Linked DNA regions of Mus musculus: region 1 is linked to region 2. A link is a loop called in an ENCODE intact Hi-C map of the cell type or tissue named here. Cell type or tissue: left cerebral cortex. All regions are shown on one strand.

The links. A loop is a pair of places that touch in the nucleus more often than their neighbours do. Peaks named below come from ENCODE experiments on the same cell type or tissue, not always from the same donor. Only the 100,000 strongest peaks of a DNase experiment are listed, where the experiment ranks them.
Region 1: it touches region 2 in a loop (2.8-fold over the local background); 7 of 42 quality-filtered maps call a loop at or near these places.

The regions. Positions count from the first base shown.
Region 1 is chr1:150,421,600-150,429,599 of GRCm38, reverse strand. It overlaps Tpr (translocated promoter region, nuclear basket protein), which reads right to left. Exons shown (of 52, transcript NM_133780.3): 23 at 7,798-7,964; 24 at 6,920-7,072; 25 at 6,427-6,543; 26 at 5,911-6,114; 27 at 5,619-5,803; 28 at 4,790-4,937; 29 at 3,826-3,963; 30 at 2,606-2,737; 31 at 1,350-1,480; 32 at 55-265. Among named protein-coding and RNA genes, the nearest start is that of Odr4, 33 kb to the right of the region's middle. In left cerebral cortex, a CTCF peak has its summit at 3,121; no DNase peak of the experiment used is centred here.
Region 2 is chr1:151,430,841-151,438,840 of GRCm38, reverse strand. It overlaps Trmt1l (tRNA methyltransferase 1 like), which reads right to left. Exons shown (of 15, transcript NM_026876.4): 2 at 4,937-5,047; 3 at 3,000-3,113. Among named protein-coding and RNA genes, the nearest start is that of Trmt1l, 6.3 kb to the right of the region's middle. In left cerebral cortex, no CTCF peak of the experiment used is centred here; no DNase peak of the experiment used is centred here.

The DNA.
Region 1 (8,000 bases), 1.0 Mb after region 2:
TAAAAACCATTAACAGTCAAAATTAGGGCTGGGGATTACATTTCCTCAAAATACCTTGTTTTGTTGCGCTTTCAGTTCTTCAAACTGAGTCTTGTACCTGCGTCCAATTTTCTTGACTTGAGTGATTGTTTTGACCTTTTCCTGTATATCAATTATTTTGGCATCTAAATCTTTCTGAATGCCTTCCTTTTCAGTCCGTGCTTTACTTAAGTCTTCCCGCAGACTCTGGATTAAATTCTGGTTGTTAGTCAAGGATGCATTTGATCTTTGAAAAAAAAGAGGAGAGGTTTCTTAAAAGAACCAAATACACAATGTTTGGCAAATTTTCAGCTTAAGTACTGCTTTAATTAATAATAGCTTTCTAATTAAAATTCCCTCCACCTGAAAGACATGTACTTTATGATTTTGGTCTTTTATTAGACCTTATTGCACAGGTCTAATCCAGTTCTGAAGAAACACTGAAGTGCTAAGTGAAGCCCTCAAGTGGCGGCACGCAGTCTCACTAGACCTGCGACCAAGGGTTCTCTGTAGGTCAGAGTCTCCAGGTTTCCCATAAGCGGCAGAGGAACTTTGTCAGCTGGGGCTTAAAGCCTATATACAGTTTCCTCACATATTATTCTTTATGCACAACTGTTAGTATTCTATATAGTTTGTCCTACTGTACATGTCATGAACTGAACTTTCATAGCAAGACAACCTAAAAAGAGCAGCAGCTAATTCCAACTTTGTACAAGTATAAACTCAAGCTTTTTGAATTTTCTTTTTTTCTTTTTCTTTCTTCCTCTCTTTGTTTTTACTTTTTTTAAAGAAATAGTATCTCTCATACTGAGCATGCCAAAATACTGTTTGGAATAAAGAAAAAAACATGTAACAGAGATTTGTAAGCTATAGTTTTCAATAAGAGACAGGATTAGCACAATTAAAAAAAACAACAACAAAAAGCTTTATAGATTTTCATAAAGAGGCTATGAACAGAAAAACAAAAACATAAATTGTACGTACGTTATTGACTATCAATTGTTAGAAAAGAAATTAGCTTTAGAGGTACAACATGTAGCTTTTAAATACTCAAGAAAAAACCTTGATATATGGACACAAAGAATTCAATGTTTTGTTGTCTTACTGAAAAGAAACAAAGGCAAAGAGCCGCAGCGAAGGGCTTTTACCTTCCTACAAAGCAGGATCACAGAGAACATATTGTCATTCAGCACTTGGGAGGGAAACACTGAGTTCAAGGCCACCCTGGGTTACACATGGACTAGACCTAGGGTACTCTGGGCTACAGAGAGACCTCATCTCATGGGGAAAATCGTGCACTACATATAATTTAAAACGTTCATCCCTAATACCTTGCAATTTCAGCCTTAAGCCTTCCAACTTCTTCATTTAGCTGTTGGATTCTCTTAGTGTGAATTTCCTTTTCAGAAAGCAACTTTCGATATTCTTCTGTGTCTGGATCTTTCTGTTGATTTATTAGTTGCTAGAAAAATAGAAGTGCATACTGTCAGGTTATCTAAACACAAAGTGCTATAGTAAAGTGATTAAAAATCTAGCTTATTCACTTTAACTGTCTTGCCTACAGAGTAGTAAGTATCAAAACAGCATGTTTGAAGTTTTAATTAGGAGAGCAAAATCTAGCCAAGATAGACGGGCAAAAAAACATCAAATTTTATTAACTGTTTATCATTTTTCAGAGCTGTGAATGAACTTGAACGAATTTGACTTAAGTTTCTTTTTTTCTTTTAACATTTAGTATGTTATTGTGCATGTAATGTGTGTGTATGTTTATGTGAGTGAGTGTGTATATTTGTTTGTGCACGCGCACATGCCATTAAACACATGTGGAAGTCAACTTGTAAAAGTCAGTTCTCACTGTCTTTATGTTGGCTCTGGAGACTTAAGTTTAGGTCTTCAGGCCAGACTGCAATTAGCCATCTCACTGGACTTTCCTCATTGTGTGTCTACAAAGAGCAAAATGAAGAATAAAAGTGCTCTGAAATTCTGAAATATTTCTTTATCCTTAAATGGTTACCATTCTACAGAATTTCTCGGTATCTGAGAAACTGAGTTTAATTTCTGTCACCAAAAACATTTTTTTTTAAATTAGGTATTTTCTTCATTTACATTTACAATGCTATCCCAAAAGTTCCCCCTCCCCCAAAAAAACCACTGCTTTAAGAGCCATATTCTTTTTGTTTGTTTGTTTGATTTTTTTTTTTTTTTGAGACAGGGTTTCTCTATATAGCCCTGGCTATACTGGAATTCACTTTGTAGACCAGGCTGGCCTCGAACTCAGAAATCCTCCTGCCTCTGCCTCCCGAGTGCTGGGACTAAAGGCGTGCGCCACCACGCCCTGCAAATGAAGAAAACTAGTCTAGCAAAGTTAGAAAACTCGCATGGAGGTCACACGCTACGTAACTAGTATTTTCAAGGTAGACTTCTCACTAAATGCACTATGCTATATGGTCTCATCCCCAATAGACTTATAACTATTAGTCTTCTAATGGTGAATGCAATTTTCACTAGTTTCACAACTATTTTCCATCTCTAATTCTTACACTGCTGAAGCTCATTTCTGTGTCAGTAAATGGCTAACTGTACTCACCTGGTTCCGTGCTTTCCAACGCTTAACATCCTCTTCCAGTAGCTTCTTTTCTGCCTGGAGCATACCGCTTTTCTCACTCAGCTCAGCATTGGCTTCTTGTAAGGGTAAAATGTCTAACTCCAGTTTCCTCACCTGAAAAGAGTCCCAAGTATGTTTATAACAAATGGTAAATTAATCTGTGCCGCGGACTGGCCTCAGTTGGGCCCCTTGCTCCGTGGGAAAATCAGTCCTGTAAAGGTAGTCAGGGATTCAGTGAAAAATGACAAACAAATACAGACACAAAAGGGTGTTGTATCTGAATGTAATTTGTCAAAGTGAGCATGAGACTTTTATATATTACAGAAAACAAAGAAGTTAAGTGATACATTAAGGTCAGACGAGGTACATTGAAATTATCTGACACAAAACAAAAAATGCATACAAAATGACTGGCAGGAACCAGGCAAGGTTTACAATAGAGGTATGATCAGCCCTGTGTAAAATCAGCTATTTACAGGAGCCAGGTGAAAGGTCTGATGCAATGCTAGTCTATTGTTAAACCCACCACCAGGGGTCCCTTAGTACATACCTACTTACGCTAATCCTCCAGACCTAGTGAAAAACATGCACCAGGGGAGTTCTTACGATTAACCCTTTCATGAATAGTACAACACTCCCAGTTCCTCCTAAAACCACAACCTTCCTTCCTCCTAGGCCATTGTAAATTCCTGTGTATGGGAGTGACTCGGCAATTATTGTTCATAAGTATTTACTATGTAGACTGAGATTTCTAGCTCTATTCAAGTAACTGTAAAGCCTAATTTCTTTCACTGTCTCCCTTACAATACTAGAGGTAATTCTGAACGTCACTTAATAGGCAACATTCTTACTGAATTCCAAGCCCAGGATTGGCTCAAGGACTGCCTAGGACATAGGGACATTGGAGGAGGCTAATCTAACTTAGCTATATGTCAAAAAAAATCAATCCTTAGAGGCACTTATAATAAAACAATACTGAAGGAAAGCACACGGATCCGTTCTCTACTAAAGCAAGGACAGATTTGGAGCACTCGTTATACAGGATGCCCTGGTTCCAGGTGACTAAGTTTCTGTGAACTTTTTGCCTCGGGACTGCGGCCAAGCTTCTAGACCTGTCACTCAAGTCACTCCTGGAGTGGGTGTGGCAATCTGTATCTTTATAAATAGTAAGGGCTTCTGCGCTCAGCTGGTAAGGCACAAACCTTGGCTTGCATTTGTTGTAGGTTCTGTTCGAGCCTTTCCTTTTCCTCCCGTAGCATCTTGTTGGTCTCCATAACAACGTTCATTGTTTCAGTTTTCTTCATCAGCTCTTCATGTTGCGCCATTGTTTTTGCAGTTACCTGAAACAGTGACAAACACATAGATCAACAACCAGCACTCAGACTCGTCTTTTTCCTACCAGTTCTAATCTTCCCAATAAAAAAGTATAGAGAATTTAAACTTCAACTTTAACTGAAACTTTGAAAGCTTGCAGGTTATTTTCCTGAGACATGTTAATTTCAAATGAGTTTAAATAAATGTAAGAGACTTAAAGAAAAAAGGACTACAAATGCTGCCAGCACTACAGGTATTTTTGCTTGTACTTTGGTATGAGCTCTAAAGTACTGTTACTTTGACTCCTGGCTTTTCCCCTTCCCACACCTGCTCAGGATTCTGAACATTTAGTTATGTTACTCTAGTAACAGGTACAGTAAGTGAGCTCATGGACTCAGCAGTGAGTTGAGAGCCACCAGTGCTTGGAGTTACCATGGTGTGTTTAGTTTAATTTCTTAGTTTCAATCTATTCTATCTAGAATGACTCTAGACTTTTATTTTAGAATGAATCACAAGGTATTTATATATAGCAGCTGCAAAAGATTAGAAAGCTGGAATTTTATATACTGTATACTACAGTCCAGATGATTCGCATGCACAATCTCAATCCTACCTCTCATCTACAGACAAGGAGACTAAGAGGAGGGAAGCTAAGCAATGTTCAGCATATCGAGCTAATCCTATGGAAGCAGAATTCCAAACCAGACCTCTACAACAGAGCTTCTAATCACCACACAACTCGGCAATACTGGACAGATGCTAAATTTACAACTTTAGGATGAGTGCTCAAATTAGTGTATCGTGGTAGAAACACATGAGCTTTCCTTCTTTAAGCTTGGTGTATGGACATACCTGCACCTTTTCCCTTTCCACATTCAGGCTATCCTGCAGTTCTTGCAACTCCCGTTCTAGAAGTTCAACTCTTTGTCGATACCGCAAACTCTCAACCTGAGCCACCTCAAACCTAGTTTCAGCAATTTCTTTTTCTCGTCGAATAAATCTACAAGAAGGCATGTTAAAATTTTAGAAAACTCTAAGTTTAGTGTTTTAAAACTTGGAGAATTAAGACAACAAAATGCATCACTTTAGTATTCACTTTCATATTTCAACGACAGATTACTTTTGGGCTTAGATAGTAGCATCAGAAACATATTATTCTGGGCCTACAAAATGGCTAAGGAAATAACAGTACTTGTGCATGACATGCACGCACACAAACACTCAGTAATAATACGTGAGTAAACAATTAAAGATAGATTATCTTTAGGCTGTGTCCAATGACACACATCCATAATCCTAACACTCGAGAGGGAGAAGCAGCTGGGGTTAGTGAGGAAAAAAATATCTTTAAAATAATTTGAGACATCTAGTTTCCCTTTCCTTTCGTGAAATGGGATCTTGTTATGTAGCCCAGGCTGTCCTGTAATGGCCAGTTCCCACCTTGGCCTTCTAGGATTACAGATGTGCCCTTCTCACCACGCAGAGCTGGTCTTTATCTTTAGTTTCTCAGAAAAAGCAGCTCAAGTTCTTCCTATGAGATTCAACCTTACAAGCATGGATTTCATCTCAGTATCAATAGTGAGCACTAGGTTCCTTGGCCAACTGAGGCGGAGTGAGCTGTACAGCACTACGTCCGTGCCTTCCTCATTACTGGGCCACTGTAAGAATGTAGCTGACTTACCTAAGAATTTCTAGAATTTGTTCTTGAGATTTCCCTTCTTCATTGAGAGATACATTTAATGGCGCTTGCACAGCATCCTTCATAGAGGTGACCACCTTGTCACTTAATTTTTCGATTTGATCATGAAGTAGTCGGTTTTGTTTCTCTAGATCTTCACAGCGAGACACACTTTTGGAAACTTCATCCTACAAGCCAAGGGTCCATCATAATGTTTTCCCAAATGTACAGGAAAAACAAACATAAGAAACCCTTTCCTTTCTTCAGAACATTCTACTGCGACCTACAACATTACCTTCAACACTCTCTCTCTCTCTTCCCAAGATGCTTTACATTCCAACAACTGGGATTCTGCTTTCTGAGTTGTTTCTTCCAAATGCTGACGGATTGATGTCATTTTTGAAACCTGTTCCTTGGCAGCTTGCAGAGCTTCGACATCAGCAGCATGTAGCATCAATTCTCTCTCATACTTATTCTGGGCTTCCACAGCGATTTTAGCCTGCAATTAACAATTCCCCCATCGATAAAGATTAAGATCCACAAATTAATACTTAGACACACACACACACACACACACACACAATATTTCTGTTATATACGCACATGTGTGAAGGCTAAAGGACTTTGGGTGTCCTGCTCTAGAGCTCTCTGTCTATTATTTTCAGACAGGGTCTCTCACTGCACCCTTCTGGTAGCCAGCAACCCTACAACCTTCCGCCTCCCACAGCACTGGGCTTTCACATGTCTGGAAGCTGGAATCCAACCTGAGGCTTAAAACACACTGCTCAGAAACTATGAGAAGAACACTTACTTGTTCCTGACAGTCACGCCTGGCTTGCTGTTCATTACTTAAAGCTGTGCTTGCTCTCTGAAGAGCTTCTTGTACTTCATTCTGAACAGTAGACAGTGTTTTCTTCAATTCACTTAACTAAACAAGAGTAAGCCACAGTTAATTACAATCTGGGAAAATACTTAAGACATTAAACAATCCACTTAAGTAAACTGAATACAGCTATATAATCTGATATAATCTACAGTTTTTAACTCTGGCTACTATCTGCAAAATCCAAGGCAGAGCTTCTTTCTAAAAAGCAGCACTAAATAATCAATTTTGTTAAGTGATCTAAATTTTTCAAAAGGAAATTTATACAGATGCACAGAATTGAGTGAAAATATAAAATTAAAATTCATAGGTATGCATTCAAGCAATTTCTGATGAGACAAACCAAAGTATAACTTATGAACTAATAAAGTGAACTCAGGTTGCTAAGAAAGCAAGCTCCTGTGAATCCCAGTGAACTCACTTGCTGTTCCATGCTCTCGATGGCTTTCCTCTTATCATCCTGAAGTTCTTGCTTTTCCTTCTCTACTTCCATCAATTTCTTCTCCAACTGTGTCTGAAACTCTGCTGATTCTTTCAAGCGAACTTCAATGTTCTTATGAACCTCCTCAGTCACCTTCATAAGCAGCCAGAAACAAGAGTAATAACATGATATGCAATACTTTTCCCAATTTAAACTGAACTGGAACCAAACTAAAGTTACTATTTGTCTTATACTAGGAGAAGAATCCCTAAGATGATTAGCCAAGCAGATATACCACATAAATCTAGAAGCGTAACTTCTCTTTCAACCTGGGTTTTTCCATATTGAAATCTGAATCTCTTTATTTTCCCTTCCAGCCTCATATCCATTTGCCCAAATCTACTTAGTCTATCAGTAAAAGATATGGATTGATGCCAGTCACAACAGCATTTTTAAAAAGTGGTGGTACTCTCTACAATATATCCTTAATCCACTACACTACCCTTTGAAGAAAATTTTCTAACTATGACACATTAAGAATCAATGGTTCCATATAAGCACACAAAAATAACCTGACATGCTTATCTGAATACTCTCTCGATTGAGGCTTGACAGCTTTCCACTATTTTGATGACCTGCATGGCTCTCTATTCAAAGGTACCCACTTGTCAACCGTGACGCGGAGTCATGCACGAGCAGCAGATAACTCATATTCATTCTCCCCAATGCCTGAGCTTTCTAAATCGTGTGACTTTTGTTTTGACTTATTAGACCCAAAAACTTTCCAAAAGTAAAAGAAACGATGTCAGCCTAACCCATAACACACTGCTTTATAAACAAGCAAGTTCTTAATTAAGGACAGTGTGGCTTCTATGTACCTGTTTCTCCTTGTTCAGGGAATCTTCTAAGCTGGTCACCATGGCTCGATACTGCTCCACATTACTGGTACTTGTCTTGAGTCTCTCCTTCAAGTCATTGACCTGTTCTTCAGCCTGCCTTAGCTGACTTTTAAGATCATCAACGTCATCTCTGTCACCAGGCTGACCTGGAAGAAATAAAACGCTCTAGTAAAATATATACT
Region 2 (8,000 bases):
CTGGCTGTCCTGGAACTCGCTGTGTTGGCTGGCCTCGAACTCAGAAATCCGCCTGCCTCTGCCTCCCAAGTACTGGGATTAAAGGCGTGCGCCACCACACCTGGCCTCTAAATGTTTAAGGAATTTTAATTGATAACCATCTCAAAATTCATTTGTCAAAATCCTGGGTACTGTGCAGCATGCCTGCAAAGCCAGCACTTGGGAGGTAGCAGCAGCGGCAGCGGTAGCGGTAGCGGCAGGGGCAGGAGCAGGAGAACGATGTTATGTTTAGCCATGGAGCTAGTTAAGGTCAGACTATGCTACGTTAGTCTTTTTCTTCAGTTCTCTTGCCTCCCCTTCTTTCTTTCTGTTTTTGGGTAATTCTAAGGGATAAATTCTAGAGTCGTCTAGATGTTAAGGAATTGCTCTATCATTGAGCTATATCATACTTGCTATACATTTTCTTAAGCCAAATCTCTTTAGTTTTATTAAGCTTACAAAATGACTTCTAGTCTCTGCAACCCAGAAGTCTGCTCCTTATCACCTTATCCTAGTGCTTTACGTCATGTCTCCCGCTGTGTACTGTTGAAGTGCCCAAGGTCTCAGCTCCAGATGGCTTTTTTCTATTGATACATATACCAAAGGTTATCTCGTTAAATCTCATGGCTTTAAATACTACCTATATTTTAATATCTCGTTAAATCTCATGGCTTTAAATACTACCTATATTTTAACATCTCCAAACGTCTATCTCTAGCCCCTTAAGTTTCACATTCATATAGCTTACAGGACATTGGATATCTTCCCCAAAGTGTATCTCGTCTTACGCCTAGAGCTGGCCCTGGCCTACGTCCCATATGTTTTGACTGCAGCTGCCAATGGTTCAATAAGGGGCTACTCCATTTTCTTAATTACTCAAGTCCCAAACCCAAGAATTTGTGACTTGTCTCACATTCCTCATTCCTTGTGCACTATCTCCCTTTAAAATATTGCCTGTTACTTTAGTACCTGTTAACTATGACAGAAACTATCATACCTTGTCCCCACCTCACTCCTGCTGATCCCCGCCCCCCGCTCCCCTCCTACTTTCAAGTCTTATTGACAGAAGAATCTTAATCCCGATTTCATTGTTACTTATAGGAATGCAGGTGAGGCTGTGCTTCCAGAAGTACAGGCAGGCGCCTTCCTAGTGGTTAACCGAGTAAAGAAAACTTCTCTTCCTCCCAGGCAATCACGAACTCAGTGAGAGGAGGCTGGCTGTCCGCACAGTCAACAATCTCTATATCACATAACTATATACCAGTGTGTATGGATACCCATGTTTAAGGAAGTGTGTGTGTGTTCCCATACGCATTTGGGTATTAGATTGGTATTCTGAGGTTTTTCTTGAGGGGATGATTTCCAGTTTTATACAAATGGAATATTAAAAAAAAATCTGCCCCATAGATTGCTATTTTCATTAGTAGTTGTACTGGCTAGTTTATGTCAACTTAGAGCCATTTTGGAAGCAGGAACCACAAATGAGAAAATGCACTAGACTGGCCTATGGGCATTTTCTTGATTGATTGATGTGGCTGATTGTGGGCAGTGCCTGGTGCCATAAGAAAGCAGGCTGAGCAAGCTATGAGGAGCAGGCCGGTAAGCAGCTCCTGCCTCTCCGTTACTTTCTTGAGTTTCTGCCCTGACTTCCCTGGATGATGGACTGACTACAAGCTATAATATGAAAAAACTCTTTCCTCTCCAAGTTGCTTTTGGTCACAATCACAGTAATAACATCTTAACTAAGACTGTAGTTTACTATGTAAATAAAAACTTTGACGTTTGGTACAATATATAAAATGTATTCTTTTCAGTGGCCACATATGATACACCCACCCACACGTACCACCATGTAGTCAATATTCCTTTTAATTCTGAGTTTTTGTCACAAAGAACGTGGTGCAATGAATATCTTCACACATCTCTCTATCACTGTTTCTAACTCTTGTCTATTGGTTATTTTATTGGTAAGAAACTTACATGAGGAATTAATGTATGTATTTTAAAAAGTAAAAGATGTCATAACTTTTCCTGAAGAAACTATGACACTTTGCTGTCTCAGAATCTAGTCTCTCAGTCTGATGGGGCTTTTGTCTTTTTTTTTTTCTTTTTCTTATGATCCTACTTGTTAAAAATTTATTCCCTGGGATGGAGAAATGGCTCAGCGGTTAAGAGCACTGACTGCTCTTCTGAAGGTTCTGAGTTCAATTCCCAGAAACCACATGGTGGCTCACAACCATCTGTAATGAGATCTAACACCTTCTTTTGGTATATATGAAGACAGCTACAGTGTACTTAGATATAATAATAAATAAATCTTTGGGTCGGAGCGAGGTGGGCTGAGCAAGTATTGGTCCTGAATTCAAATTCCCAGCAACCACATGATGGCTCACAACCATCAGTACAGCTACAGTGTACTCATATACATAAAATAAATAAATACATAAATAATCTTTAAAAAAATTGATTCTTTCAAATTACATCATTTTTGTCATTATAACAGTATATTTTTAATAATTTCTACTTACCTATTATAAAGGCTGTAATTTCTAAGTATTTGTCTTAAATTCTATCAACATGCTAAAATTTTCAACTATTGACTTTTTTCTAATATTAATACCAATTTTTAAATTTTCTTGCTTTTCTGCAATTACTTTGTCTTTTAAATTATAAACAGTAGCTGTTCTCCAAGAGGAGAAGAAACTGACTAAAACGTTGTTAACTAAGCAACAGGAACTCCCATGTCAGAGACACCCAATACATCACAGTCTTAGACGGCTAATGCATGTCACTGAACTAACTGGCATTGTTTATTGCCTATATAACTGTATGCTGTCTTTTATCAAATACATTGAGTGGGGACATTAAATCATCATAATAGAAAGTGAAAATACTTGCCTATGTTTACAATAAAATTCCAAAGCTGGTACAAATGTTCAATTTCGTATACATTATTCTGAGGTAAGCAGAAAAATACTAACCTTCAAATTCAACTGAGATTTTCCAGTGTAAATTCTGAAGGTGTCGACGAAGCTTGTGACTACTATAAGCTCTGAACTTTTCCTTAGGACACAGCGGGCAAGTTTGACTGTTTTCTTAAAAAGGAGAAAAAGCACAGACAATCAGCTGTTAATGCCTGGGTCAGCTACACAGTAACAGGAGCCTCCCCGTGCACTCACCATCCCTCCCTTAGATAAAGAGGAAAAGGGTTGTTTCTGAGCCTGGATGTCCTTCAACAAGAACTGTAGCATTTCAACAATGACTATCTTTAGCTCTGAGACTCTGCTATCTGTGGCTCCTGATGATGGTTGTTGCCAGCAGGAACAGAGAAGTTCGAAAAGCGAAATTCCCTCCAGCTAAACTCTTGCCAAGAGACCACCACTCAGCAATTTAGAATGGGAAAGCAGCAATATGGCATTTCTAGAAGGGCTGGGCCTCAGGAGAGATGCCTGAGCATCTGCTATGGTTCCCTACTACTCCAGCAGTGGCAACAACAGCCAAAGACAGGGAAAGAAAAACAGAAGACAAAATACAATGCATTGCTATTCTGAGACCAGGGACCTGGTAAAACCATCACACCTGACTCTCACTGTATTACTACATTTACGTTTTCCCTTCTTTATGAAGTACTCCTGAAAAGACAATATGGATCATCAAAACAGAGCATTAACTTAGCAATACAGTACACTTCAAATAATAACTCTTATAAAGTGTTCAAGAGTTATAATCTCAGGCCAGCAAGATGGCTCAGTAGTAAGGCAGTGAAGTCTGATAGCCTGTGCTCAATGCCCAGGACCACACACTGCTTGCTGCCCTGCCCCCACCAATAAGCCGGCAGACAAGTAAGAATTCAAGCCTCAAATTTAAGCTCAAAGCAATAAAATATACAGAAATAACAAATCAATAATGATATTTTAATTCAACAGATAAATATCTTTCACAAAGAGAATAATGCAAGACTAAGTATAATTAATTTTTGTATAGAGTGCCAATCTTAGACAAACATGAGCACTAAGCACTAGAACGGTAACACAGGGCAGGAGATGGCTCGGTGGGTAAGGTACCCACTGAGTAAAGCCTCAGTCTGAAACTCACACGGAGGGAGGAGCTGACTGACACGCATGGCACGCTCTTCTCACCAAATAAATAAAATATTAAAGAAAGAGGGAGATGGAAGGAGGGAGGGGGAAGGAAGGAGAGGGAGGGAGAGGTAGGACAGTGGAGCACTGATGATGTCATTTAGAACTTTTGTACCAACTATGCTGCCTCCCTTTTATACCAGGGAATTTTAACTGCTATGTCACTTATCTTTATTTTAAGTGTACTTGTTTTGCCTGCATGGGTGTCTGTGCATCGTAGCCATGCTTGGGGCCTAGAGGAGGGTGTTAGATCACCTGAACTAGAGTTATAGATGGCACCCACCATGTGGGTGCTGGGACTTGAACCTAAGTCCTTTGAAAGAGCAGCCAGTGCTCAGAACCACTGAGCCACCTCTCCAGTCCCAGCTATGATACTGTTTCAGGATGTCAAAAACTTGTTGTTAATTCAATTACCACCTTATAGAAACACAGTCCTTAACTGTGAAATTAACTCAAGGAGTTTATTTTACTATTGTTCTACTTCAATGGGAATAAATTTATTCTTAACAGTTTTCATGAGTTGAAAAATGATGACCCATTACAAGTTAAATGAATGTCTCAAAATAAAAATTAAAAACTGAACAATGACAACAAAAAGATATGTATGACACCTTAAAGAAATCAAAAAAGGACAAAATAGATATTCAGTGTGCATGTGAGTGTATCTGTGTGCATGCATGTATACATGTCTGCCTGTGCCTGGGTGTGCCTGAATGTATGTTTGTGTGTGTGTGTGTGTGTGTGTGTGTGTGTGTGTGTAGCCCCAAACATGGAAATACCTGTGCCTGGATTATCTGAGTTCAATGAACTGGCAGAGTCAACATCTCCTTCAGTCCCAAAAGCTAACTTCTCCAGGTCAGCAAGCCGCCTTTGAATTGAGATGTGTCTCTCTGAAAAGAAAAAAATTTTAAGAGTCAGAAAACTGTTTTAACAATTTTCCCTAATCCATTTTCAGTTGTTCACACCATGTTGACATTTATGCTTTTGTTTTCTATAGAGCCTGCTACCTCATGGGGACTGCTACAGTTCAGTTTAGAAAATGGCAAATGTATTTCAGAATGCAAAAAGTTACAGAGAAAAACTCTACTGTGCACCTTTCAGCTTTCAAATTGTATTGAGTCAAAGTAACTGCATGGAGAATGATTCTCGCCTGGGAGCTCAGGTGGAGCTCAGTGGATAGACTGCCGTTCCAGCATCCAGGAAGCTGAGTCTGACCCTTAGGACCACATAAACGGGGCGCGGTGGTGCACACCTGGGAGCTTAGCACACAGATATAGAGGTTGGAGGGCAGGGTGTTCAGAGCCTTCAACCACAGAATGAATTCAAAGCCAGCCTGGGACAAATGAGACCATGTCAGAAAGACAGAAAACAAACAAAAAAAATTCTGTCCTGTACAAAATAGTTTGAGAGCTATAATGCATGTTTTGTGTCTTCAAAAAACTTTAGTTACATGTGAGCGATTAACATTCTAATTTTTAACTGTAACAATAGGTAAAATGAAAGGAGTATCAGATGTAAGGTAGCATGAAAGCAAGGGAGGGCCAGTCAATTGTAACAAGTGGCTGAGAGCATTACTTGCTAAGAGTTAATCCATCAAGAACACAATCTCATGACTTAGGTTATGAATAGAAATTCAATTAAGTAGACTTGGTGACCAGTCTTATAAATCCGAAAGTGACTTCAGGAACAAGAAGTTTGTGGTATAAAATTTCCAGCTACCACAGCCCTTGTCTATAAAGTAATACATTTGAGGGTGGGTAGGCTGGGTGGAAAACACACAGGTAAAGCGGGGCGTAAGTCAAAGTAGTAAAGAATTCTGTTAGCTCAGACTTTATTCTTTGGGGAATGGTAAATGATTTGCATGTAAGTGCTTGGGGGAAGCATCTGGGAGCTGTAGCAGCAATCGGGGTGGTGAGAAAATGGTCTCAGAAAGGTATGGGAGGAGAGAAAGTGGGGGGGGGGGAAAGGAAGAGGATTTGGGCTTTGAGAGGTATGGGTAGGAGGCAAAGTAAAGGTGGTCTCTGAGTTTTTGTGGCTGTGGATAACAGTGCCATCAGCCAAAGGAGGAAAGGGACTTTTCTGGTAGGAAGATAGAGGACAAGAAAAACGGAAATTTCAACAGGGTGTGTTTTCCGTACGCCTTACAGCAATGGTGTCCAATAGGCAGCTGAAGTTTTATGTCTGGAGCTCAGTAATGAATGAATGAATGAATGAATGGGTAGAAGAACCGAGGAGATGGAGACGCTAAAGGAGAATAATAGGTAAAAGAAATACACAAAACTAAGCATTACAGCTGGAAAGATTAAGACTGCTGTATGTGGTAGATAGTCTCCTGTAATCTTTTGTTTGTTTATTTTTTATTTTGTTTTAAACAGAGTTTCTCTGTGTAGCCCTGGATGTCTTGGAACTTGGTTCTGTAGACCAAGCTGGTCTAGAAATCTGAGAAACCTATATATGCCTCCTGGGATCAAAGGTGTGCGCCACCACTGCCCAGCTTCCTGTGATCTTTAAAAACTACAGAGAATAGATGACCAAATAGAAAGGAAACACAGAAAACCAGTGTGGTTGCTTTTTCAAAAACTTTAGCAGTGCAGAAAAGGAGACAGATGGACTTGCAATTTGTTTCTTCTAAGGATGTTCTGAAGGCGCGCATGCCACAGGAAAGGAACATTTACAAAGTGGGAATCAGAATCCATAAGACCAGCTGATACCAATGCACAGGCAAGCTCCAAAGAGAAAGGTAACGGACCGAATCTCAGGCTTCAGTCAGTATGCTCAGTAATTTAAAACCTTAAGAATTCAAATTCAATTTTTGATGCTGCCATCATTCGTCCCATCTCTGCTCCCTCACATTCTCAGTCCCTCATTCACTCGTGCGTAAAATCTTTCCTTTTTTGCCTTTTTTTCTTTTCTTTTCATTCTTTTTTCGAGGCAGGGTTTCTCTGTGTAGTTCTGGCTGTCCTGGAACTCACTCTGTAGACCAGGCTGGCCTCAAACTCAGAAATCCGCCTGCTTCTGCCTCCCGAGTGCTGGGGTCAAAGGCATGCGCCACCATGCCCGGCTCTTTTTTGCCTTTCTTACAGTAAACAATAAAAGGGCAGCAGTTGTACTTGATTCATCTTTCTGATGACTAACGGTCAAGTTCAGGAACTGCTACTCAGCAGACACTGAGGATAGTTAAAGTTTTTAAAAACCATTAGCTGTTTTGAATGTAGTAGCACATTTTTATCACTGATTCTGGGATCTAACACCATCGGACGATTCTGCTCAAATGACAGTTTTCTAAGCAAAAGCAAGGAGTGACAAACATCATTGTATTACTGTCTTTATACTTTTCTTTCTTGAGATAGGAGCTCACTATATAGCTACGACTCTTCTGGAACTATGTAGCCTATGCTGGCTTCAAACTCATTATCCTCCTACTTCAGCTTCTCAAATTCGGGAATTACAGATATGAGCTTGATAAACTTCATATACTAGGCTTTGTTCAAAAACTTAGAATAAAATACAGGCCCAAAAAAGTAACTTAGTTTTTAGTTCGGATAGTGATGGTCCAAAAAGAATTCATTTATACAAACTAAACTACCACATTTGAAATCGAGAAAGGTTCTGTTTCATAGTTCAGGCATGTATGTGCAATAGGATATATAATGCTGCATAAAAGATATGCCTCCTGGATTATTCTGTTAGGCAGTACAATATAAGAGGATCCTAATAAAATTAATAAGTTAGAAAAAGAAAACTGAAAATTATCTAGTCCACTATTGAAGGAAAATTTCAAAACCTGTCTGAAAATTCTTTTTATATCTTTCTAATCTTTTCTGGTTCAACATGGTAATATCA